Regions from separate parts of the Homo sapiens genome. Here region 1 is linked to region 2. Evidence: chromatin loops called from intact Hi-C (ENCODE). Cell type or tissue: Caco-2. All regions are shown on one strand. Links, peaks and the distances in the headings refer to the core of each region. The heading gives the core; the rest is flanking DNA. Region 1 has its middle 250 kb from the start of BCL2. Region 2 overlaps BCL2 (BCL2 apoptosis regulator).

What was found. Hi-C counts contacts between places; a loop is a spot of excess contacts. Peaks named below come from ENCODE experiments on the same cell type or tissue, not always from the same donor. Only the 100,000 strongest peaks of a DNase experiment are listed, where the experiment ranks them.
Region 1: it touches region 2 in a loop (6-fold over the local background); 6 of 110 quality-filtered maps call a loop at or near these places.

What each region holds. Positions count from the first base shown.
Region 1 is chr18:63,063,808-63,076,686 of GRCh38, reverse strand. No RefSeq gene overlaps it. Among named protein-coding and RNA genes, the nearest start is that of BCL2, 250 kb to the left of the region's middle. RefSeq lists enhancers at 2,909-2,958, 11,177-11,471. In Caco-2, for the core only: no CTCF peak of the experiment used is centred there; DNase peaks (open chromatin) are centred at 2,996, 5,396 and 5,746.
Region 2 is chr18:63,120,685-63,133,563 of GRCh38, reverse strand. BCL2 (BCL2 apoptosis regulator) reads left to right here. Exons shown (of 3, transcript NM_000633.3): 3 at 4,805-10,218. The coding sequence ends at 4,939. Among named protein-coding and RNA genes, the nearest start is that of BCL2, 190 kb to the left of the region's middle. In Caco-2, for the core only: no CTCF peak of the experiment used is centred there; no DNase peak of the experiment used is centred there.

The sequences.
Region 1 (12,879 bases), core at 2,016-10,015, 57 kb after region 2:
GAGGGCGAGGCAGGTGGATCACCTGAGGTCGGGAGTTTGAGACCAGCCTGACCAACATGGTGAAACCCCATCTCTACTAAAAATACAAAAAAATTAGCCAGGTGTGGTGGCACGTGTCTGTAACCCCAGCTACTCAGGAGGCTGAGGCAGGAGAATCACTTGAACTGGGAGGCAGAGGTTGCAGTGAGCCAAGATCGAACCATTGCACTCCAGCCTGAGCAACAAGAGCAAAACTCTGTCTCAAAAAAATAAATAAATAAAATAAAATAAGAAAGAAAGAACAAAGAAAATGCATAGATATCAACAGAAAATCTTTTAGAACTAAAAAAGGATTCAGCAAGGCTACTGATTACAAGATCAACATGCAAAATTCAATAACTTTTGAATGTGAACAATAACAAATGGGAAAAAATTGGAAAAAAAAAAAGCCAGCTCACAATAGCAGCAAAACTATAAAGGACCTAAAGAATATACATTACGTACCATTTTTAAGAGCTTTATGGGAAAAAATTATAGTTTTATTAAAGGATATAAAAGAAGATCTGAATAATGGGTAAGAGGTCTCAAAAGCATAAACATGTCAATTCTGCCCAAATTATCTATAAATTTAAGTAAATTCCAAATAAAATCTCAGCAGAACTTTTCTGTTCATTTGTAACGTGATTCTAAAATTCATATGGAAAAGTGAATTATCATTGCCAAGATAATTTCGAAAAATAAGAACAATGGGTGGGCAGGAGCAGTTGGCCTGCGGATTCTGAAACATTCTAGACAGTCACAGAAATTAAAATATAGTTGTCTGAGCAGAGGAAGAGGCAGCGGACAGAATAGAGAGCCTGGTGCAAATCCATGTTCATGCAGGATTCACATGTAGGGGCTACGTGGGATGTGGAATATGATAGCGGTGGCACTAGAGATCAGCAGGGAAAGATGAGCTTGTGCCATCATTGATGATGGAAGCATTGGCTTTTCATATAAAAGACTCCTACACTAATTATACAAAAATTAATTCCAGAAGAATTAAAGACCTCAGCACGAAAAATCGCAACTAAACACTACTGAGACGTGAGACCTCAACCACATCTTGAATGCAAAATTTCATCGAATGTGAATATCATAATTCTATGTATGGAAAATTTTTAAATAAGACAAAGCATAACTGTATGTTGTTCATGAAGATATTTTTTAGTTTAGTTTCTTTTATTTTTATTTTTTTATTTTTAAGTTTGAAGAATATCTTTATGGCCCAAAGTGAATCTGCCAAGCTTTTTAGGCCACCTTGCGTGCATTTTAGTTGTTTCCCCAAGGGAGAATCTGAATCGGTGCCTTCCCTGACTCTTTCCCAGCCAAAATGCGGGCACGTGACCAGGCCTGCCAATCAGACACGGGGGCCTCGGGCCGCGGGAGGGAGCTGGCTGGCTGCGCGTCTCCGGGAGCCGCTGTCATTTCAGTGGCGCATTCTGGGCAAAGGCGGTGTGGTCCCGGGGTGGGCAGCAGATTCCGGAAAGGGTCAGTTGGTTCTGGGAGTGTCCCTTTCATTGTCTCAGGCCTCTTTTCCCATCTGTCCCAAACGTTGTGTGAACTCCCTTCTGTCTCTCCTAAGTTCTTTTCTGCTTAAACTGGTCAGACCGGATTCTACTGCTTACAAATGACAACTGTAACTGACACGCAACCCTGCAGAACAGAAAACATCTTTATAACAAAACATACCCCATCAACGTTAGAGAGGAAAAAACAGGCCTCGAGAAGGTATTTGCAGGATCTATAACAAAGGAATTAATAAAGATATATACTGTATTTATCTTATCAGAGAATTTATCTTTAATGGAGAAAACTCGGATAAATAAAGAACAGAAGCACGCCCATAGGAAAGTGGAGGGAAGGAGAACAGGAAGTCCTCAGAAGCAGAAATCCAAAGGTCTTTATTATATATATTTGTTCTTATTTTTACAATTTACATAAGTAAAATTATGGCATTCATATTCCATACATTCCTTCACACAAGATAAGCGTACGTGAGACCTCAACCACATCTTCAGTGCAAAACTTCATGGAATGTGAATATCATAATTCTACTTATGTAAACATTTTAAATAAGAAAAAGTATAACTGTATGTTGTTTATGAAGTTTTTTTTTTTTTTTTTTTTTTTTTTTTTTTTTTTGAGACGGAGTCTCGCTCTGTCGCCCAGGCTGGAATGCAGTGGCGCGATCTCCGCTCACTGCAAGCTCCGCCTCCCGGGTTCACGCCATTCTCCTGCCTCAGCCTCCCGAGTAGCTGGGACTACAGGCGCCCGCCACCACGCCCGGCTAATTTTTTGTATTTTTAGTAGAGACGGGGTTTCACCATGTTAGCCAGGATGGTCTCGATCTCCTGACCTCGTGATCCGCCCACCTCGGCCTCCCAAAGTGCTGGGATTACAGGTGTGAGCCACCGCGCCCGGCCCCTGAAGATGTTTTTAAACTATTTTTTAAAGTTTGAAGCTGGAAGCACGCACTGCTAAATATGATAGTGCTGCCTTTCCAGCGTAGAGGGCTCAGCAGCCAAGCATCACAATCAAAAGGCTTCCGAGATTTAGTTGTATTTATTTCTGGGGGGGTGGAGAGATAAAGTATTTACAGTTATTAATGGTTTAATATGGATTCTTTCACTCCATTTCCTACACTTACAGAAGAATTACATGAGAGGAAATAATGGTATATTCTATGTGTAAAAATGACAGAGGGAAACTTCATCATAGAGTCCGGAAAAATAAGCTTTTGAAAAAACAAGTACATTTCTGTGGCTTTATTCTCAACTCAATTTTTAATTATGCATGCAATTTACTCCCATGAAATAAAGATAAAAGATCATAATGAGTCATTTATAATAATTTTACGTCTTAAATAAAGTAATGGAGCTTTTCCTTCTAACATGCCATGTTCTTCACAATGATCCTGTACCTCTGTGTAGCCATGACACCAAGCCTCCAAGATCACAACTGTGACACGCACCTGTCATTCACAGGCCAAGCCACAGGATGCCACTGTTGCATTTTTGCTATAATAGACTTTTACTTAAGGTGAATGAAGAAAGAAAAAAAGGAAACTCTATTTTTAATAAACAGACACATGGCAACCATTTAAGATTCAAGATACAACAAACCTTACCTTAGTTATTAGTTATGGCTAATTATTAAAATCCCTTTAAATTGGACTTTGAACATCACATATTGAAGTTGAGATTTCTATGCCAGCCATGTGCAATTGCTACATTTATAGACTCATGACATCTCTTAATATATTACTGACGGCCGGGCGCGGTGGCTCACGCCTGTAATCCCAGCACTTTGGGAGGCCGAGGCGGGTGGATCACGAGGTCAGGAGATCGAGACCATCCTGGCTAACAAGGTGAAACCCCGTCTCTACTAAAAATACAAAAAATTAGCCGGGTGCGGTGGCGGGCGCCTGTAGTCCCAGCTACTCGGGAGGCTGAGGCAGGAGAATGGCGTGAACCCAGGAAGCGGAGCTTGCAGTGAGCCGAGATTGCGCCATTGCAGTCCGCAGTCCGGCCTGGGCAACAGAGCGAGACTCCGTCTCAAAAAAAAAAAAAAAAAAAAAAAAAAAAAAAAATATATATATATATATATATATATATATATTACTGACTTAAAATAACATATTCACTAGTATTTAAGCCTCTCTAAAATTGTTTGTTAATGAGTCAATGTATTTTTGAAATCGAAGTGTTGGGTAAATCAAAGTATCGTTTTCCTTTTACTTACCCAAAGATACTTATTTGCATTCTGATTGAACCACAACTGATAGTTATACTTGGCACTCTCCAATTTCTTTTTTTGTTTGTTTGTTTGTTTTTGTGATGGAGTTTCACTCTTGTTGCCCAGGCTGGAGTGCAATGGCGCTATCTCGGCTCACTGCAACCTCCGCCTCCTGGGTTCAAGCGATTCTCCTGGCTCAGCTTCCGAAGTAACTGGGATTACAGGTGCCCGCCACCACGCCTGGCTAATTTTTTTTTGTATTTTTAGAAGAGATGGGGTTTCACCAGTTGGCCAGGCTCGTCTCGAACCTCTAACCTCAAGTGATCCGCCTGCCTTGGTCTCCCAAAGTGCTGGGATTACAGGCGGCACTTTCCAGTTTCTTTCTGACCCTGTCCCATACTTTCTAGCAAGTAAGTAAAGGTTTACAAATTAACAATTACAGGTCCCCAAAAAGCTTCTATTTAAAGGAGAACATTACTTTTGTCCTGTGAGTAAATAAAATGTATAGGAAGATGTTCCCAAAATATAAAATATTTCTATTAAAAAGTGACCATATTTATGAATGCCTGGTCTATGTATACAGGAAATAAATAAATTGTAGTCTCTCAAAGAGACTGCAGCCTAATTAAGCACATCCCTTTCCTCTGCCAACTCAGTCAGTTTCTGTCTTCTGTGGATTTTCATAGCTCTTTGAATATGTGTTTAGTTATAACCTGCAGAAATTGTTCATTTGTTTATTCATTTCCCTATTCAACAAATACTAGGTGCAGAGAGCAAGACCAACATGACCTGTCCTAGGAGGTTACGGTCTAATAAATGCATTGCAATTACTGCTTACTCATCTTTCTCTTCTACAGGACTGTGAGCTATTCAGTATCCCCAGAATGCCGGGCAGAGCAGACTGCAAAGAAATATTGCTTTGGTGAATGATGTGCCGGGATGAGGTGGAGGCAGGAAGGCCAGAAATGAGCACAGTCATCCAGCCAAACGGTGCTGGGAGCTCAGGACGGAGTGGCAGAGTGGTGTTGGGAAAGAAGGGACATTTAAACAAGATGGAAGAGCAAGAGGACTTGATGCTCCTGCAAGCAGTCCAGGAAAGGTTAGATTGTGTGTTTATTTTCCTCACTAAACCCACAAGATTTATATGTTGAAATTCTAACCCCTAAGGCAATAGGAAGTGGGGCCTTTTGCAGGTGATTATGTCAGATGGAATTAGTGCCCTTATAAAAGACACCCTAGAGAGCTGCCTTGCTCCTTCAACCACAGGAGGACACAGCAAGAAAGTGCCATCTATGAACCAGAAAGTGGGTTCTCACTAGACACCCAGTCTGCCTGGATCTTGAACCTGCCAGCCTCCAGAACCATGAGAAATAAATTTCTATTGTTTATAAGCCACCCAGTCTATTTTGTTATAACAGCCGGAACAGACTGACACCTTGGCACTGGCAATCTTTCTATGTTATAGAATTAACCCAGTGCCAGCCTCATTATTGTGAAATAAGCTGGCCTATTCTGCAGTAGATAGTAATCCAGCAATAAAAGGCAAGCAGCTGAAAAATCAACATGGAGCATTCCTCGGCCCATTCCCTTTGGTGCACTTAGCAAGGACATGAGCAGACGCTGTCAGTTTGAGTCACAAGGCATGTGTCCTGGCTCTTCACGTGCCCCCGAGCACAGGTCTTAGAGTTTGGGGCAACTCTTCGGGGGTCAGTGTGACTCACAGGCATGGAGCATGAGCAAAGTGGTGGGCTGAGTGGTTGGAAGGTAATAAATTCTTAAACTTAACTAAAATAACCCAAGTCTTAATTCAGGATATTGGTTGCCTAAGCAACAGAGAGGTTAAAGCAGCAATAAATTATGGCTAGTCTTATCAAAATAGAGCTCCTACAGGTTTACAACAGGGCCCTGGCACCCTGGTTGTTGGCTGTCAAACACAATTGAGTATGGAGAAATGATCAAGTCTGTATCAAAGGAAAACAGAAAACCACGACCCAGGTACAAGATCCAGAAACACTGAGGTCCTAATCTCAGACAGTTTGGAAAGCAGAAGACCTGCCTCTGAATCTCCGCCCTGGCCTTCACTCACAGTGCGGCCTCACTGGGCTGCCCACCTTATCTCTGTGAACCTCAGACTGTCCTCTCTAAAGAGAGATGTTGTAAGGCTCCCACGAACTCACATTCATGGAAACACTCAAAAAACAGCGAGATGCTTTGCAAAAAAAGGTACTGCTGTCTTTAAAAGATGAAAAACAATGTTAGTTGAGTAAGAGTAACAATAAAGCTATCATATTTTAATAAGAAATACCTATCAGCCAGCAGTTCAGATGAGTGAAATTATCTGAACAAAGAAACCATGTCTATAACAACTTTTAAAAATCATTTTTTGTTAACACTCATACTTGACCTTCAGAGACACTGGAGTTCTGGCTAAGTTAAACATTTTTGCAAGGTCCTATGTGAAGACTTACAGTGGTATAGTCATCCTTCTTAGTCTTATACCAATGTCTGATTAATTTTCCTAGCACACCACACCGCCTCTGTCCAAATGTCTGTCACTCATTCAGTGCCTTGCTTACCCTGTGTTATTTTGTACATTCTCTCTCTTTCAATCTCTCTCTCTCTCTCTCTCTCTGCCTCTGTCTCTCTGTCTCTCTCTCTCTGCCTTTGGTCCCACATAGGAGTTTCCCTCTCCAGCCAGACTGATTTTTCTGCCCCATATGCAATCCTCATTGTCCTTTTCTCCTTGAAGACCCAGGTCAGAGCATCAGCCACCCAGTGATGTCTACCCCATGTATGCTACGCTCACCAAAGGGAGTGTTGTGCTCTTGTTACCTTGCTCTTCATGTTACCTTGCTCTTTGTGTTACCTTGCCCTTTGTGCCTTCAAGTAGACTTCAAGGTTTCTGAGAAAGGACCAGGAGGGGCCTCGCTTACTGCTCTTCAGTCCACGCTACCTGGGACTCAACCTTGTGTAGGTGGGCAGGAGTTGTCTGAAGATAGGGAGGAGGGCAAGAAGACATAAATGACTGTGAGCTCTTATACCTGGGAGAGGCCCCACAGAGCTTCACACAGTGCTGCTCCCCAAACAGTCCTAGAAGAAGAGGCCACTTTCTTTCATCTGGAGGAACTTAGGAACATACAAGTATAGGGTATTTACCAAGTGTGGAGTGAGCACTGGGCTGCCAGTGGGGATCCTAAGTCGGATGAAGAAGGAAGCTGATGTGGCTGCCTTCTCTTCCCTTCTGCAATCCTGACGGACATGGAGGACAGAGACAGGTGTGGAGAAGACCCACACCTACAGGTGTAAGCTCCATTGAAAGGGAGACATGGCACAGAGGAATATATGCCATCCGAATGACATATTCAGTCAGCTGAATATATGAAGAGACATATATTTGAATGACTGATTTCATTCTTCCTCCCATCCCAATGCAATGAGAATTCAAAGAACAACACATATAACCTCTATGTTCCACCAGCAAGTCCACACACAGCACACGCCACATGTGGAGGGGTTTTAGACAGAAGGAAATGTGACTTCTTGTCCTTCCTGCATTTTGCCTTCGTGAATTATGCATTCATCTCTGCCTCCCAGGACACCATTGATAGAAGTCAAATCCATATTAATAATCCTCAAGGCTGAATATTCTCATTTGCCAACGTTTTATTTTTATACAGGTAGAATAAAAACAGTAAAATGCACAGATCTTAAGTGTTTAGTCTAATGAGTTTTGACAATTATATGCCATGTAACCACCACTTCAATCAAAACATAGAACATTTCCATCATTCTGGGAAATTTCCTTCTGCTCCCTCTCAGGTGATCCCACTCTCACCCCGCAGAGCAATCTCTCTGATTTACATCACCACGGTGAAGTTTTGCCTATTTTTGCATTTCATATAAAAGGAATCATATAATTTGCATTCTTTTGGTTCTGGCCTTTTGAGTTCAGCATAATGTTCATCCACATTGTTGCATGAATCAGTAGTTTTTTTTATTATTACTGAGCAGAATTCCATTGTATGAATGTGTCACAATTTACCTAATCTCCTATTGATAAACATTAGGGTTATCTCCAATTTTGTCTATTATGAAAAGAGCTGTTGTTGTGGTCATGTACAAATCCTTATGTGTACATGTGTTTTCAGTTATCTTGGGTAAATATGTAGTGTATTAGTTTGTTTTCATGCTGCTAATAAAGACATACCTGAGACTGGGTAATTTATAAAGGAAAGAGGTTTAATTGACTCACAGTTCAGCATGGCTAGAGAGGTCTCAGGAAACTTACAATCATGGGAGAAGGGGAAGCAAACACGTTCTTCTTCACATGATGGCAGCAAGGAGAAGTGCCAAGCAAAAGGGGGGAAGCCCCTTATAAAACCATCGATCTCGTGAGAACTCATTCACTATCACGAGAACAGCATTAGGGTAACAGCCTCCATGATTAAATTACCTCCCACCAGGTCCCTCCCCCGACACGTGGGGATTATGGGAATTACAATCCAAGGTGAGATTTGGGTGGGGACACAGCCAAACCATATCACATAGGAATGGAATATCTGCATCATAAGATTAAACATATGTTTAACTTTATATAAAACTGTCAACTACAGTAGTCCCCCAAAACTGTTGTATCATTTCACATTCCCACCAGCAATAAATGAGAATTCCAGTTGCTCTGGATTCTTCCCAAAATTTGGTGTTGTCAGTTTGGTAGGGGGAGGGTTGTTTTGTCCTGTTGTGCTCCTTGCTTTAAGTTCTTCTAGTAGGTATGACGTGGTGACTCACTGTGGTTTCGACTTGCATGATGATTGATGGTAAGAGATGCTGAGCACCTTTTCATGTCTTATTGTCATTAATATATCTTCTTTTAAGAAGCATCTGTTCAAGTCTTTTGCTCATTTTTTAAAGTTTTAAAAATTGTTTTATTTTTTATTTGAGACAGAGTCTCACTCTGTCACCCAGGCTGAAGTGCTGTGGTGCAATCATAGCTCACTGCAGCCTCAAACTCCTGGGGTGAAGCTATCCTCCCACCTTTGCCTCCCAGGTATCTGGGACAACAGGCACACGCCACCATGCCTGGCTAATTTTTTAATTTTTACTTTGTAGAGACAGGATCTCAACATATTGTCCAAGCTGGTGTCAAACTCCTGGACTCAAGCAAATCCTCCTGCCTCAGCTTTTGCCCATTTTAAAATGGGACTGTTCATCTCTTTATTGTTGATTTGTAAAAGTCCTATGTATTCTGGAGTAAAGTCTTCTGTCAAATATATATGCCGCAAATGTTTTTCCCAATCTGTCCAGGCTTATCTGTTGATTTTCTTACCAGTATCTTTTGATAAGCAGAAAACCTTAATTTTAATAAAGTCTAAGTTATCTATTTTTTACTTGATGGTTAACAGTTTTGGGATTCTGTTCAAGAAATCATTGTCCACCACAGGATCATGAAGATAAAGGCCTATATTTTTTCCAGAAGCTTATGGTTCTGGATCTTACATTTAAATCTATAATTCAGCTCAAATTAATTTTTATGCATGGAATGATGTGGAAGTTGAAGATCACTTTTTCCCATATGAATATCCAATTTTTTCAACAAAATTTGTTAAAAAGACTTTCCTTTCCCTGTTGGGCTGCCTTGGCATCTTGGTAAGACATCAACGGGCTATATATGGATGGGTCTATTTCTAGAGTTACTAACCTTTTATTTTTAAGCAACACATTCACCTGGAGAGTGGGTCCTCAAGACTCCTCAACTTCAGTCTTGTCTTTAAAGGGACTGATAGAGAACCCTTGATTTTTTAGAGAATAAAGCCTATATGTATTAAATTATAGTACTTAGTACATAGTACAAGGAGCAATATTTTCAGGCACCATACATAAACAATATGGAAGCCCCACAAACAACATGAATGACACATTGGTTTCATTTTCTTGAATTAAAATTCACTCTAACTTTAAGCTCTCATACCTCCATGCTGATAGGAAAATCAGTCTAAGATTTTCCTTAAATTTTTCCTTCCTTGTGGTTGCAGAAGAATCTTTTGCCAGGAGATTGAAAAATTGCTGGGGTGGGGAAGGGTCAGAAGGAAGAGGGCACCTCTGCTTTCTAGTCCATTAAGCTAACAGCTGATGTCCTTAAGGATCAAACCTAAATATTCCCTTCAAGGCCGGGTGCGGTGGCTCATGCTTGTAATCCCAGCACTTTGGGAGGCCGAGGCAGCCAGAACCCTTGAGCCCAGGAGTTCGAGACCAGCCTGGGTAAAATGGCAAAACCTCGTCTCTACAAAAAAAAAAAAAAAAAAAAAAAAAAATATTAGCCAGGCATGGTGGCACGTGCCTGTAGTCCCAGCTACTCAGGAGGCTGAGGTGGGAGGATTGCTTGAGCCAGGGAGGTCAAGGCTGCAGTGAGCAGTGATCGTGCCACTGCACTCCAGCCTAGGCAACAGAGTGAAGTGAGGCCCTATCTAAAAATTAGATAGAAATAAATAAATATTCCTTTCAGTTGGAGTGAGATAGAAGTCGAGGTTCATTTTTTATGGGAATCCAGTTGTTTTAGGTTCTGTGCCACATGGAGTACAGGGATCCCTGCACAGGCTGGGAGTCTCCAGGGGCTGACAGGGAGTTTCCCTAGGCTTCCCCGGCAGCTATGCCCCTCAGAAGCTGTTAACTGCTCGGATGTTATCAGTTTCCATGGAGTACAGCAATGGACATCTGATGTTTTTCTCTGCCCAATACAGCTTCCCTTCTTCTGGTAACAGACCTTCACTTTCTCTTTGGGAAGCCACCTTCCCCATCCCAGATTATGTTCCCCCAGATCGAAGAAGGTGTTATTCTACCCCCTCCGTCCTGAAGGAAAGTGATTGTTTAAGCTCCAGACCTAAGTTAGGCCAATTCGAAGCAATGAATGAAAGTCAGGCCCTGGGATTCCTCTCCAAGAAGTTTTGTCGTTGGACTTCAATTCGGTGGGCTGTAGCCTCCATACTGGGAATATTCTATAGGGACAGAATCTGATGGAGAATGAAGCCAGCATGTTGGTCAGCACAGGCACAGGATGGGGAGAAAGGGACCAGGTCCTTCTGAGAAACAGAATTCAGCCATGTCTGAGCCAGGTTCACAGTCGCCTAAGTCATTAAATTCTCTTTAACCTTCAGCTCCCTGAAGTTGGGTTCTGCAAGAAGAGTCCTGACTAATATTTCACAACTTGGGCAGCCCAACACCCTCAGCCCTTCCCAATCTAGGGAGAGTTCTCTTCCTTTCCTCAGAACTTCTACTTCCATACCTTGTTCCCAGCACCAGCCTGTCAGGAAGCACAGAGCCAGGAAGGGCACTGCCTAAGATTGCTCACTTTTTCACCTGCCATGCTGCCTTCCTGCTTGGAATGGGTAAGGAAAAGTCACGGTGAGCACAAACACAAGATCTCAGCACAAACACGAGATCTCAGGACAAACACAGTATCTCAGCAGAAACACAAGATCTCAGCACAAACACGAGATCTCAGCACAAACACAAGATCTCAGCACAAACACGAGATCTCAGGACAAACACAAGATCTCAGGACAAACACGAGATCTCAGCACAAACACGAGATCTCAGGACAAACACGAGATCTCAGGACAAACACGAGATCTCAGCACAAACACGAGATCTCAGCACAAACACGAGATCTCAGTGCAGCCAGCTGCCACTGGACCTTCTCCTCTCCTGCTTTCTTAGAATTGATCAATTTTCTCCCATATCCATTTGCTCCCCTCTTCTTTTTTTTTTTTTTTGAGACTAGTTCTCGCTTTGTCGCCCAGGCTGGAGTGCAGTGGCACGACCTCAGCTCACTGCAACCTCTGCCTCTCAGGTTCAACCAATTCTCCTGCCTCAGCCTCTAGAGTAGCTGGGACTACAGGTGCACACCACCATGCCCGGCTAATTTTTGTATTTTTAGTAGAGATGGGGTTTCACGATGTTGGCTGGGCTGGTCTCGAACTCCTGGCGTCAAAGTGATCCACCTGCCTCAGCCTCCCAAAGCGCTGTAATTACAGGCATAAGCCACCATGCCCGGCCTCGATTGCTTTGTTTTTAAGCCAATTTAATGCATGGATCACTTACCTTGTGTAAGTCCAGTACGCCTGGAGTTATAAAACAGTCTCTCCCCTTGGAAGGCTCAGGTGTAATAAACAAGAATTTGAAACCAGGAGAGAGTGACTAAGGGAATGTGGATTCAGGGGGAAAAAAGCAGGAAAAAAGTCAACATTTCTAATTTGGAGAAACCGATGACACCACTGAGAGAGCCCCTCAGGGAAGAAGAGGGGGCTGGAGAATCCCTAAAGAGAAGCTTAGATAACACGGGGGAATCAGATGGCAGGATCTGCAGGCATAGGACTCTGAAGGAGACTTGAGAGTCCACTAAATTACAGAATGTTTTTGTTAAATAATGCCTGAGGGATGATCTGATCTGACATGGATAGCTCCTTTTATTTCTTTTAAGTAAAATTAAATCCAACTGTAAGCCCCAATTTCACCATTAACAAACGAGATAACAAAGTCAATAGTTCCCACAATATGCTTGGGTTAGGGACTCCTGCAACGCCCTTCCGGGTCTGCCACGCAGAGAAAACTCGGCTCTTATCTGCTTTATTAGTTGTAATTAGTCATATAATTTTTTAAAAAGCAAACATCTAAATAAGTTTGGACACCCAAGGATGAGATGATCTCGCATTTCCCTTGCAGTGCTAACATTTTTTCCTTCTCCTGAGCCCAATCTACTCCTCCACCCGCGTGACTTTGATTTGCAAATCACGTGTGTCACGCTCCCTCTCTGGGTTCCCTACCTGTTGTTGGTCACCAGGACTCAGAAACCAGATTTCTGACAAACTTGGATTTGTTAAATAGAGCTAAGTGCTACTGAGAAAAACAACGCAGGACAGGCCGGGGGCGGTGGCTCACACCCGTAATCTCAATACTTTGGGAGGCAGAGGCGGGAAGATGGCTCGAGCCTGGGGGTTCCAGACCAGCCTGGGGAACAGAGTAAGACCCTGTCTCTACAAAAAATAAACAAAACTAGCCAGGTGTGGAAGCGTGCGTCTATAGACCCAGCTACTTGGGAGGCTGAGGTGGGAGCCCAGGAGGTCAAGG
Region 2 (12,879 bases), core at 2,310-10,309:
GTAATCCCAGCACTTTGGGAGGCCAAGGTGGGAGGATCACTTGAGGCCAGGAGTTTGAATCCAGCCTGGCCAACATGAAACCCTTTCTCTACTAAAAATACAAAAATTAGCCGGGCGTAGTAGAGGGTACCTGTAGTCCCAGTTACACGGGAGGCTGAGGCAGAAGAATTGCTTGAACCTGGGAGCCACTGCACTCCAGCCTGAGTGACAGTGGCTCCATCTCAAAAAAAAAAAAAAAAAAAAATTCTTGAAGGTTCTGAACGGAAAAGGAAAATGTTGGAGGATGGCTGCCTCCCAGGTGGGAGTGCTCCATGGCCCGGAGGGGTGAGGACACCTTTGCTGAGTTTAGGAGTCTTGACCCTGGTCTGTTCCCGTCCACACCTACCTGGCCTGGTTCCAAACCTGCAGCAAGGCTGCGGCTGGGAGTTTAGCCATCCTGTCCCCTTGGGCCAGCCCTGGGTGGAACTCAGATCCTCTGTGGCCTCTGAATTGGAAATTTATGGGGAAGCCACTGTGGACAGAGCCACCAGAGCTGAGGCCCTGCCCATCTCCTCCTCATAGGAGGAGCCGGTGCCAGCCTTTCCGTGTGAACCTGTGATCCGTGAAGTCGGGTAAGCCCTTGCCAGTCCTGACATGAGCAAGGGACACAGAGCTTCCTAAATATATAGACTGGGATTTTGTCCGAATCACATGACGACCCAGGTTTTCTTTTTCCCTCTTTGTTGCTTTTAATACATAAAATGAGCATGTGTTTATTTAAAACAGCTTTCAAACTCAAACAAATAATGACAGACTGTTCAAACAGACTTCGGAAATCGCCCCAATCAGGATGTTTGAAAAATCAGGAAGACTTTCTACGAAAGAAGCTTTCAGGTCATTTTAGTCCCGAAGCCGCAGGGTCTCCTTTGCACTTTGGAATTGTAGAAGGGCAAAGTTTAGAGGCCAGCTCCAACCTCCAGGGGGTTAAATGACTTGCCCTCTAGCCCTACACTCTAATAATGTGTAAAGAAGGACAGATAGGTAGGCATTGTATTATCACTTCCCATCTTTGACCAGAACACGGGATGTATACATTTTAATTCATAATTCCTATAGAAATTACGGACTATCCTCAGATCAGAAAGCTAAGAGAGGAAATTGCTTCTGCAAAACGGCAGGCTCAGCAGAACTTCTTGGGGGAAGGGCAGGTTGAGTAGGTGCGGAGCAGGTCTGCAAGAGGACAGACAAGAGCAAGGTGTTTGTTCTGCCACGAGCTCACTTTCTGTATCCAATTTACAAATGGCTTTGAGTGACCTACGTTAATCTTCACAATAATGAATTTTATGGCTATGGATGAAGTAAATGAGGCTCGGGGCTGGGTTATCTGCTGAAGGTTATAAACTAATAAAATATCAAAGCCAGGGTTCACCCACACTCCTCCTCCAAGTCCCATGCCCTTCTCAGCCCCCTGGGATGGCAACAGCATCTCTATGCTGAGGCTTTGGGCCAAGAGCTGCTAGTTTAGCTCATCTCACTCTAGAAATGACATTGTTCTACGTAATGCATATCAGAAATGGCCTGTTAGGTTCATGAGAAGCACTGTTATTTGTGTGGGGGTGAGGGTGGTGAGAGGGAATTATTCCAGCTCTGAGGAGGTGGGGATATTTGGGACAGCATTTCTTCTGCTCTCCAGCACTGTGTGCCAGACCAACTGGGAGAAAATGCCAGCTGGAGTATGTCCCTGCATCCTCCGGTTTCCCAGGATGGCTTCAGGTCCAGACAGGACAAATGATCAGGGGCTTAGTCTGGTTCAGATTTTGCCACACAAAACTCTGTTGATTACTAAAGGGATTCAGAGCCCGGCCACTGACCTTCTCAATGTCAAGCCAAATTGCAGACAACCTATTGCCAGTGCCCTGACAAATTTGGGGTGTCTTTTGGCTGGGCTATTGGGGGTTTCAGCCTACCCATCCCTCAGAGAGAGAAGCATGGATGGGAGGACTAGTTGACATTTGCAGCCGTGTCTGTGATGTCTTGGGTTGCTCCCTGGAAGAGGCAGAGTTCTGGCTTGTGGAGAAGTCCTGACTCCTTCCTGCCCCACTGATCCCTGCTTATATGGAGAGGGGTGTGCATCTTGGCAGACAATCATGATTGTGCCTTAGCTCTGTGCTAAGAGCACTAAACACACATTTTATGTACGTCTATTGCCTCGCTTTTCTAACACTGAAATTTAGAAATGTTTAACAATAGATATTTAAAAAGAAGAAGAAAGCCCTTGCGCCCTCTCCTGGTAAAAGTTAACCAAGGACCTCCAAAGATGCAGAAGGCCCACTGGGTTAGCAGTCGCTGGTCTGGGCTAGCTGATTGTGCTGATTTGACCAATGCTGTTGACACACAGGATGGGTCATCTGTTCTTCTATGGTCTGTGATTACAGAGCATCTTATAAACCAGAGTTTCTCAGCCTCGGCCCTGTTAGCATTGGGGGGCTGCCCTGTGCATTGTGGGATGTTGAACAGCATCCGCGGCCTCTGCCCACTAGATACCAGTAGCACCCTCACCCCAAATCATGACCACTAAAAATGCTTCCAAACATTGCCAAATGTCCCCTGGGGGACAGGATCACTCTCAGTGTGACCCTCGCCCTAAATTCTTGCCTGCCTTTTGTAAAAGGTGGCATTGGTTGGAGGGCAATCCATGAGAATGTGAGGATGGCTCAAGGCAAGCCCTTCATGATGTCTGGAAGCAATATTGATGACTGGTTAACTGAGGTCACTTCTAGGAGTTTGTTTCAAAAAAGCAACTGAACAAATAGACAAGAATTTATATACAAAAATATATCATGATATTGTTTATAATAGCAAAAGTTTTAAACACTATAAACATGAATTTTTTAAAGTATGGCACATTTTATATATCATGAAAATAATTGTATAAATCTATATTTAATAATGTGGAAAGTTACCCTAACAATGCTTTAAATCCTCATCAAGACTACCTCAGGATTCTCAGAGGCTGTTACATATAGAAGGAGTAATTTCAAACAGATTCATAAGCATTTGGGTAAAGCATTAAGCCAAAGACCAATGATTGTATTCAGAAAGCTTAAGTGAACAAACATTTACTACGCACCTATAGTGCACCACAACCATGCCCAGCATGAGGGAGACAAAGAGAATCCCTGGTCCCACTGCTACAGCCCTTGCCCCAGAGAAAGGGAACCCCTCTGTGCACTGTTGGAGCCCCTCCCAACAGCGATGTCCAGGGTCATGGTATGTTACTGTTTCCTGTAATAAAACTGTGTGCTTTGAGTCAGGGTTGTTGGGAATAATGTGAAACTATTCTTGTTTTCTTCTTCATCCTGAATAAATCAGAAGTAAAAAGAATTCATTTACTGATTTATATATTCAAATATTCATTCAGAAAGTTGTCCAAATACTCATTGGACCCAAATGTGAAACATAATCTCCCCAAAATCTAGGAAATGAGCAATTGGTGATTTGCTCAATCCAAGCCCATCCAGAGGGTAGACTTTGCTACAACACACTACAGACCCGACTTGAGATGGAGAGATAGGAATGGAAGGGAGACACTTTTTGTCTCTCAGGGACCTGCACATCCAGTGACACACCCCTGATCTCCTGCCTTGTGAGATCCACAATTTGAGTAAATGCAGAGTTGTGGTCGTCCAGTCTAGCCACCCCCAAGAGAAACCCCCTGACAGCTCCCTTTCCCCAGGAGAACCTTGACCTTAGAGGTTGGCACTGCACCAGTCAAGGCCGCCCTTGGCCCCTCCACTGACTGAGCCCTTGACTGACCAAATGCTCTCATAGAGCTGCCGTTAGCCACGCCAGGGCATCAGCAGAGAGAAGGGTGCTGGTTTCTATCTGGGTTCAAAGCCTGGCTCTGCCACTTGTTAAAAAGTCTCTTATTCCCTGCGATTCTCAGCTTTTTCATCTTCAGAACAGAAACAAATAAAATAACTTCATAAGATTGGTACAAAGAATTAGCTGGATGAGAAAGCGCATGCCTTTAATCCCAGAACTTTGGGAGGCTGAGGCAGGAGACTCACTTGAGCCCAGGAGTTCAAGACCAGCCTGGAAAGTATAGTAAGACCCTATCTCTACAAAAAATTTAAAAATTAGCCAAGCATGGTAATCCTAGGTACTCAGGAGGCGGAGGCAGGAGGATCACTCTTGAGTCCAACAGTTCGAGGCTGCAGTGGGTCATGATTGCACCACTGCACTGCAGCCTGGGCAACAGAGCAAGACTCTTGTCTCTAAAAAAAAAAAAAGAAAGAAAAAGTTTGGTACAAAGACTAAAATAATGCATGTCAGACATTTGATAAGATGTCAACACTCAATCGAGGAGTGTGACGGTCATCATCATTGCTAGATTTTATTACTTTTATGGATGGGCATGCTAGCTAAAATTGCAAAACCTCTAATATTTTCTAACTGCCTCTGCTGTTTTTCTCCTCGGCCCTTAGCACTCTCTCCTACACCATGTGATAATTTATATTGATTGCTGTCTATACTGTTCCACTCAATGGAAGCTTCGTGAAGTAGGAACTTTTAGTCTATTTTATGCACTGCTGTATCTCTAAGATGGCTGGCACGTAAAGAGGGTCTCAATAAATATGCCTTGAATTAATGAAAACAGTGGTTTCTGAATCATGGCCTCCAAAGAGCATTTGCCTTTTCCCCTCTCACCCTTCTGAAGGTGCCCAGGCTGCCCTGGCAGGATGCCTCTTTCTCTGTGGGGTGGCATTCTCTGCTCTCTCTCTAATACTCTTTCTTTTTCTTCCCTCCTCTCCCCCAACTGCAGGATGCCTTTGTGGAACTGTACGGCCCCAGCATGCGGCCTCTGTTTGATTTCTCCTGGCTGTCTCTGAAGACTCTGCTCAGTTTGGCCCTGGTGGGAGCTTGCATCACCCTGGGTGCCTATCTGGGCCACAAGTGAAGTCAACATGCCTGCCCCAAACAAATATGCAAAAGGTTCACTAAAGCAGTAGAAATAATATGCATTGTCAGTGATGTACCATGAAACAAAGCTGCAGGCTGTTTAAGAAAAAATAACACACATATAAACATCACACACACAGACAGACACACACACACACAACAATTAACAGTCTTCAGGCAAAACGTCGAATCAGCTATTTACTGCCAAAGGGAAATATCATTTATTTTTTACATTATTAAGAAAAAAAGATTTATTTATTTAAGACAGTCCCATCAAAACTCCTGTCTTTGGAAATCCGACCACTAATTGCCAAGCACCGCTTCGTGTGGCTCCACCTGGATGTTCTGTGCCTGTAAACATAGATTCGCTTTCCATGTTGTTGGCCGGATCACCATCTGAAGAGCAGACGGATGGAAAAAGGACCTGATCATTGGGGAAGCTGGCTTTCTGGCTGCTGGAGGCTGGGGAGAAGGTGTTCATTCACTTGCATTTCTTTGCCCTGGGGGCTGTGATATTAACAGAGGGAGGGTTCCTGTGGGGGGAAGTCCATGCCTCCCTGGCCTGAAGAAGAGACTCTTTGCATATGACTCACATGATGCATACCTGGTGGGAGGAAAAGAGTTGGGAACTTCAGATGGACCTAGTACCCACTGAGATTTCCACGCCGAAGGACAGCGATGGGAAAAATGCCCTTAAATCATAGGAAAGTATTTTTTTAAGCTACCAATTGTGCCGAGAAAAGCATTTTAGCAATTTATACAATATCATCCAGTACCTTAAGCCCTGATTGTGTATATTCATATATTTTGGATACGCACCCCCCAACTCCCAATACTGGCTCTGTCTGAGTAAGAAACAGAATCCTCTGGAACTTGAGGAAGTGAACATTTCGGTGACTTCCGCATCAGGAAGGCTAGAGTTACCCAGAGCATCAGGCCGCCACAAGTGCCTGCTTTTAGGAGACCGAAGTCCGCAGAACCTGCCTGTGTCCCAGCTTGGAGGCCTGGTCCTGGAACTGAGCCGGGGCCCTCACTGGCCTCCTCCAGGGATGATCAACAGGGCAGTGTGGTCTCCGAATGTCTGGAAGCTGATGGAGCTCAGAATTCCACTGTCAAGAAAGAGCAGTAGAGGGGTGTGGCTGGGCCTGTCACCCTGGGGCCCTCCAGGTAGGCCCGTTTTCACGTGGAGCATGGGAGCCACGACCCTTCTTAAGACATGTATCACTGTAGAGGGAAGGAACAGAGGCCCTGGGCCCTTCCTATCAGAAGGACATGGTGAAGGCTGGGAACGTGAGGAGAGGCAATGGCCACGGCCCATTTTGGCTGTAGCACATGGCACGTTGGCTGTGTGGCCTTGGCCCACCTGTGAGTTTAAAGCAAGGCTTTAAATGACTTTGGAGAGGGTCACAAATCCTAAAAGAAGCATTGAAGTGAGGTGTCATGGATTAATTGACCCCTGTCTATGGAATTACATGTAAAACATTATCTTGTCACTGTAGTTTGGTTTTATTTGAAAACCTGACAAAAAAAAAGTTCCAGGTGTGGAATATGGGGGTTATCTGTACATCCTGGGGCATTAAAAAAAAAATCAATGGTGGGGAACTATAAAGAAGTAACAAAAGAAGTGACATCTTCAGCAAATAAACTAGGAAATTTTTTTTTCTTCCAGTTTAGAATCAGCCTTGAAACATTGATGGAATAACTCTGTGGCATTATTGCATTATATACCATTTATCTGTATTAACTTTGGAATGTACTCTGTTCAATGTTTAATGCTGTGGTTGATATTTCGAAAGCTGCTTTAAAAAAATACATGCATCTCAGCGTTTTTTTGTTTTTAATTGTATTTAGTTATGGCCTATACACTATTTGTGAGCAAAGGTGATCGTTTTCTGTTTGAGATTTTTATCTCTTGATTCTTCAAAAGCATTCTGAGAAGGTGAGATAAGCCCTGAGTCTCAGCTACCTAAGAAAAACCTGGATGTCACTGGCCACTGAGGAGCTTTGTTTCAACCAAGTCATGTGCATTTCCACGTCAACAGAATTGTTTATTGTGACAGTTATATCTGTTGTCCCTTTGACCTTGTTTCTTGAAGGTTTCCTCGTCCCTGGGCAATTCCGCATTTAATTCATGGTATTCAGGATTACATGCATGTTTGGTTAAACCCATGAGATTCATTCAGTTAAAAATCCAGATGGCAAATGACCAGCAGATTCAAATCTATGGTGGTTTGACCTTTAGAGAGTTGCTTTACGTGGCCTGTTTCAACACAGACCCACCCAGAGCCCTCCTGCCCTCCTTCCGCGGGGGCTTTCTCATGGCTGTCCTTCAGGGTCTTCCTGAAATGCAGTGGTGCTTACGCTCCACCAAGAAAGCAGGAAACCTGTGGTATGAAGCCAGACCTCCCCGGCGGGCCTCAGGGAACAGAATGATCAGACCTTTGAATGATTCTAATTTTTAAGCAAAATATTATTTTATGAAAGGTTTACATTGTCAAAGTGATGAATATGGAATATCCAATCCTGTGCTGCTATCCTGCCAAAATCATTTTAATGGAGTCAGTTTGCAGTATGCTCCACGTGGTAAGATCCTCCAAGCTGCTTTAGAAGTAACAATGAAGAACGTGGACGTTTTTAATATAAAGCCTGTTTTGTCTTTTGTTGTTGTTCAAACGGGATTCACAGAGTATTTGAAAAATGTATATATATTAAGAGGTCACGGGGGCTAATTGCTGGCTGGCTGCCTTTTGCTGTGGGGTTTTGTTACCTGGTTTTAATAACAGTAAATGTGCCCAGCCTCTTGGCCCCAGAACTGTACAGTATTGTGGCTGCACTTGCTCTAAGAGTAGTTGATGTTGCATTTTCCTTATTGTTAAAAACATGTTAGAAGCAATGAATGTATATAAAAGCCTCAACTAGTCATTTTTTTCTCCTCTTCTTTTTTTTCATTATATCTAATTATTTTGCAGTTGGGCAACAGAGAACCATCCCTATTTTGTATTGAAGAGGGATTCACATCTGCATCTTAACTGCTCTTTATGAATGAAAAAACAGTCCTCTGTATGTACTCCTCTTTACACTGGCCAGGGTCAGAGTTAAATAGAGTATATGCACTTTCCAAATTGGGGACAAGGGCTCTAAAAAAAGCCCCAAAAGGAGAAGAACATCTGAGAACCTCCTCGGCCCTCCCAGTCCCTCGCTGCACAAATACTCCGCAAGAGAGGCCAGAATGACAGCTGACAGGGTCTATGGCCATCGGGTCGTCTCCGAAGATTTGGCAGGGGCAGAAAACTCTGGCAGGCTTAAGATTTGGAATAAAGTCACAGAATTAAGGAAGCACCTCAATTTAGTTCAAACAAGACGCCAACATTCTCTCCACAGCTCACTTACCTCTCTGTGTTCAGATGTGGCCTTCCATTTATATGTGATCTTTGTTTTATTAGTAAATGCTTATCATCTAAAGATGTAGCTCTGGCCCAGTGGGAAAAATTAGGAAGTGATTATAAATCGAGAGGAGTTATAATAATCAAGATTAAATGTAAATAATCAGGGCAATCCCAACACATGTCTAGCTTTCACCTCCAGGATCTATTGAGTGAACAGAATTGCAAATAGTCTCTATTTGTAATTGAACTTATCCTAAAACAAATAGTTTATAAATGTGAACTTAAACTCTAATTAATTCCAACTGTACTTTTAAGGCAGTGGCTGTTTTTAGACTTTCTTATCACTTATAGTTAGTAATGTACACCTACTCTATCAGAGAAAAACAGGAAAGGCTCGAAATACAAGCCATTCTAAGGAAATTAGGGAGTCAGTTGAAATTCTATTCTGATCTTATTCTGTGGTGTCTTTTGCAGCCCAGACAAATGTGGTTACACACTTTTTAAGAAATACAATTCTACATTGTCAAGCTTATGAAGGTTCCAATCAGATCTTTATTGTTATTCAATTTGGATCTTTCAGGGATTTTTTTTTTAAATTATTATGGGACAAAGGACATTTGTTGGAGGGGTGGGAGGGAGGAAGAATTTTTAAATGTAAAACATTCCCAAGTTTGGATCAGGGAGTTGGAAGTTTTCAGAATAACCAGAACTAAGGGTATGAAGGACCTGTATTGGGGTCGATGTGATGCCTCTGCGAAGAACCTTGTGTGACAAATGAGAAACATTTTGAAGTTTGTGGTACGACCTTTAGATTCCAGAGACATCAGCATGGCTCAAAGTGCAGCTCCGTTTGGCAGTGCAATGGTATAAATTTCAAGCTGGATATGTCTAATGGGTATTTAAACAATAAATGTGCAGTTTTAACTAACAGGATATTTAATGACAACCTTCTGGTTGGTAGGGACATCTGTTTCTAAATGTTTATTATGTACAATACAGAAAAAAATTTTATAAAATTAAGCAATGTGAAACTGAATTGGAGAGTGATAATACAAGTCCTTTAGTCTTACCCAGTGAATCATTCTGTTCCATGTCTTTGGACAACCATGACCTTGGACAATCATGAAATATGCATCTCACTGGATGCAAAGAAAATCAGATGGAGCATGAATGGTACTGTACCGGTTCATCTGGACTGCCCCAGAAAAATAACTTCAAGCAAACATCCTATCAACAACAAGGTTGTTCTGCATACCAAGCTGAGCACAGAAGATGGGAACACTGGTGGAGGATGGAAAGGCTCGCTCAATCAAGAAAATTCTGAGACTATTAATAAATAAGACTGTAGTGTAGATACTGAGTAAATCCATGCACCTAAACCTTTTGGAAAATCTGCCGTGGGCCCTCCAGATAGCTCATTTCATTAAGTTTTTCCCTCCAAGGTAGAATTTGCAAGAGTGACAGTGGATTGCATTTCTTTTGGGGAAGCTTTCTTTTGGTGGTTTTGTTTATTATACCTTCTTAAGTTTTCAACCAAGGTTTGCTTTTGTTTTGAGTTACTGGGGTTATTTTTGTTTTAAATAAAAATAAGTGTACAATAAGTGTTTTTGTATTGAAAGCTTTTGTTATCAAGATTTTCATACTTTTACCTTCCATGGCTCTTTTTAAGATTGATACTTTTAAGAGGTGGCTGATATTCTGCAACACTGTACACATAAAAAATACGGTAAGGATACTTTACATGGTTAAGGTAAAGTAAGTCTCCAGTTGGCCACCATTAGCTATAATGGCACTTTGTTTGTGTTGTTGGAAAAAGTCACATTGCCATTAAACTTTCCTTGTCTGTCTAGTTAATATTGTGAAGAAAAATAAAGTACAGTGTGAGATACTGGTTGTGCCTGGAATTGTTTATAATGTGTTAACATGATTTTGCCCTGCCATTCATCATCATTACACAAGACTTTGAAAAGCCTTCTTAACAAGCCAGTAAAATCACCAGGACCCTACTCTAATGAAGCCCTCAGGGACCAGGCTAAGGGATTGCCTTACAGGTGAAACCACCTTAGAAGGAGACTCTTGTTTCTTGGTAATAACCCTCCTGGTTAGGTACAAGATAGACCAGTCTTGAGTTCTACTCCCTGGGAGAGCTACTGTTGCTGTTGAGTGTGTTCTTCCATATAGACCAGAGATCCCAGCCTCTGCATTTTATAAGATGAAATGTGTATGAAAAAGAGGGAAATAAGCTGAAAGTTCTGTTTTGAAGTCAACATTTTTAGATGGAACCAAAGCAGCTACTTGCTTTGGAGCAGGTGAACCCTAAATGGCAAGGGATCTGATGTTTCCCACTGGGTTCAGGTCCTGATACCCTAATCCTCAACCCTTCAAGTCACATCACTTAGACTCAATTAAAAGGACTCTGATAGTAGCATTCATCTGTTGAGCACCTGCTGGATACAACACTGTATGCATACTACCTTTTGCTCTCAAACCTTTCAAGGTAGGTATTGGCCTCTTGTATTTTGTAGGAGATAACTGAGACTCAAGACGTTGAAACTATATGCCCAAGTTCTCAATAATCATAAATTACAGAGGCAGTATTTGAGCCCTGGTGTGGCTGACTCCAAGGTCCATACTCCATCCTTTGAATCGGTAGCCTCCAAATTGCTGCACTTGGAACCATGGTGGCACAGCCTTCCCAAGGAGTACCCAGGCATGGGATGTTTAGAAGAATCAATGTTCTCAACACCCATGGGTACTCCTTCATAAACCGATTTCCGTGAGCACACCCCTGAGTTCAGACAACTCTCCTCACTCTCCCCTTTCACAATCATCTGTCACACTTCTCAGAAGAGGGACACACTCCTCCCTCTGTCTGAATCTAACTGTGATGCCCTGCGGTACTGAGTGTCTCATACTGGCCCGGAGAGCTGACTGTGTGCCTGTCATCCCAAGCGTGTGTCAGTGAGGTCAGGTTAGTGGCTTGTAATTGGCCTTGGTGGCCGGGTGCGGTGGCTCACGCCTGTAATCCCAGCACTTTGGGAGGCCGAGGCCAGCGGATCATGAGGTCAAGAGTTTGAGACCAGCCTGGCCAACGTGGTGAAACGCCATCTCTACTAAAAATACAAAAACTAGCAGGGTGTGGTGGCGGGCACCTGTAATCCCAGCTACTCGGGAGGCTGAGGCAGGAGAATTGCTTGAACCCAATAGGTGGAGGTTGCAGTGAGCTGAGATCACACCATTGTACTCCAGCCTGGGTGACAGAGCAAAACATGAACATTAAAAAAAAAAAAAAAAAAAGAAAGAAAAAGAAAAAAAAATTGGCTGTGGTGGAAGCCTTTATACCATGTAAACGAACAAAAGCTATAAAGCAGGGCTTTCTTTTCTTTGCCTTTTTCTTTTTTCCCCAGAGAGTAAATTTACCTACACACCACTGGGCATGGCCCTGGAGTGTTAGAATTCTTGGGTTACTGAAAGGCATGATTTGAAATCCTGGAGCTATATTGGACTGTAATGACTGGGGAGCAAATCTTTTTGGAAACTGGTTTTCCAATTCTTTGCTTTCAACAAAGTTGAAAGAGTTTCTAGTGAAGACAGCCGATAGATTTTTTAATGTGACTTTTGAATATACCAGAAATTCAAATAGTTGAATAACGTTGCTATAACAAAACTCTTTCCAATCTCATGTAGTTGTTACATGAACAGCCCTCCTCAGAGCTTATATCCGTAAAGATAAAAAACAAGAATAGACTCACTGGTGAACACTAGTTCCCTCTAGCATTATGTAGTTTTTATTTATGGTTATGTGTCTTTCTGGGGATGGAGGAGAGAGGGAATAAACTAGTCCCATCTCTTTTAAGAGATTTATTTCCAATAAAATTTAAATTTTATACTTAATAATTATTTGTCAAAACTGTAATATATTTGTGCATTTTTATGAGTTGGGTAATAGTAATTGTATACTCAACTCAGGAACACAAAAAACCTTATGGCCACAAAAATTTACAGATTTGCCATAGATGATCCTGAGGTAAATCAATTTTAAGAAATTGTAAGTTGTAAATTTAGTTGTAAGAAATATTATATTAGGATAAAATGAGAGGCAGAATTATGAATTTGAGGAGAAGAAAAAGAAATGTAAAATGTCCAAGTGTCAAAAAGTAACTCCTATATTTTTCATGTAGGGTATTGAGTATCATGCCAGTATGGTATTTCGATTCCAATGGATATCGTTTGAAAATGATGTAACAAATTTATTTTTAAAATGTGAATTCTTAAAATAACTTGTCAGACAAACTTGTTATTAGCCTGTGTCAGAATTCTATTTCAGACTGGCCTCAAGAGAAGAGGCTCCCAGCAAGCCAGCCAATTCAGTGATTCTTTTTTGGAAGAGACACAAACAGAAAAAAGAAATGGCACCACAACAGAAGAACAGCTCGAGACTGGTTGGCGTGGTTTAGAGAGCTGAGTGGAGACCCTGACTTCTCAGCAGTTCTTAATCCCATTAAAGTCTATCCGGAAATTACCCAAGCATTTTATCAGGAATCATAATTAC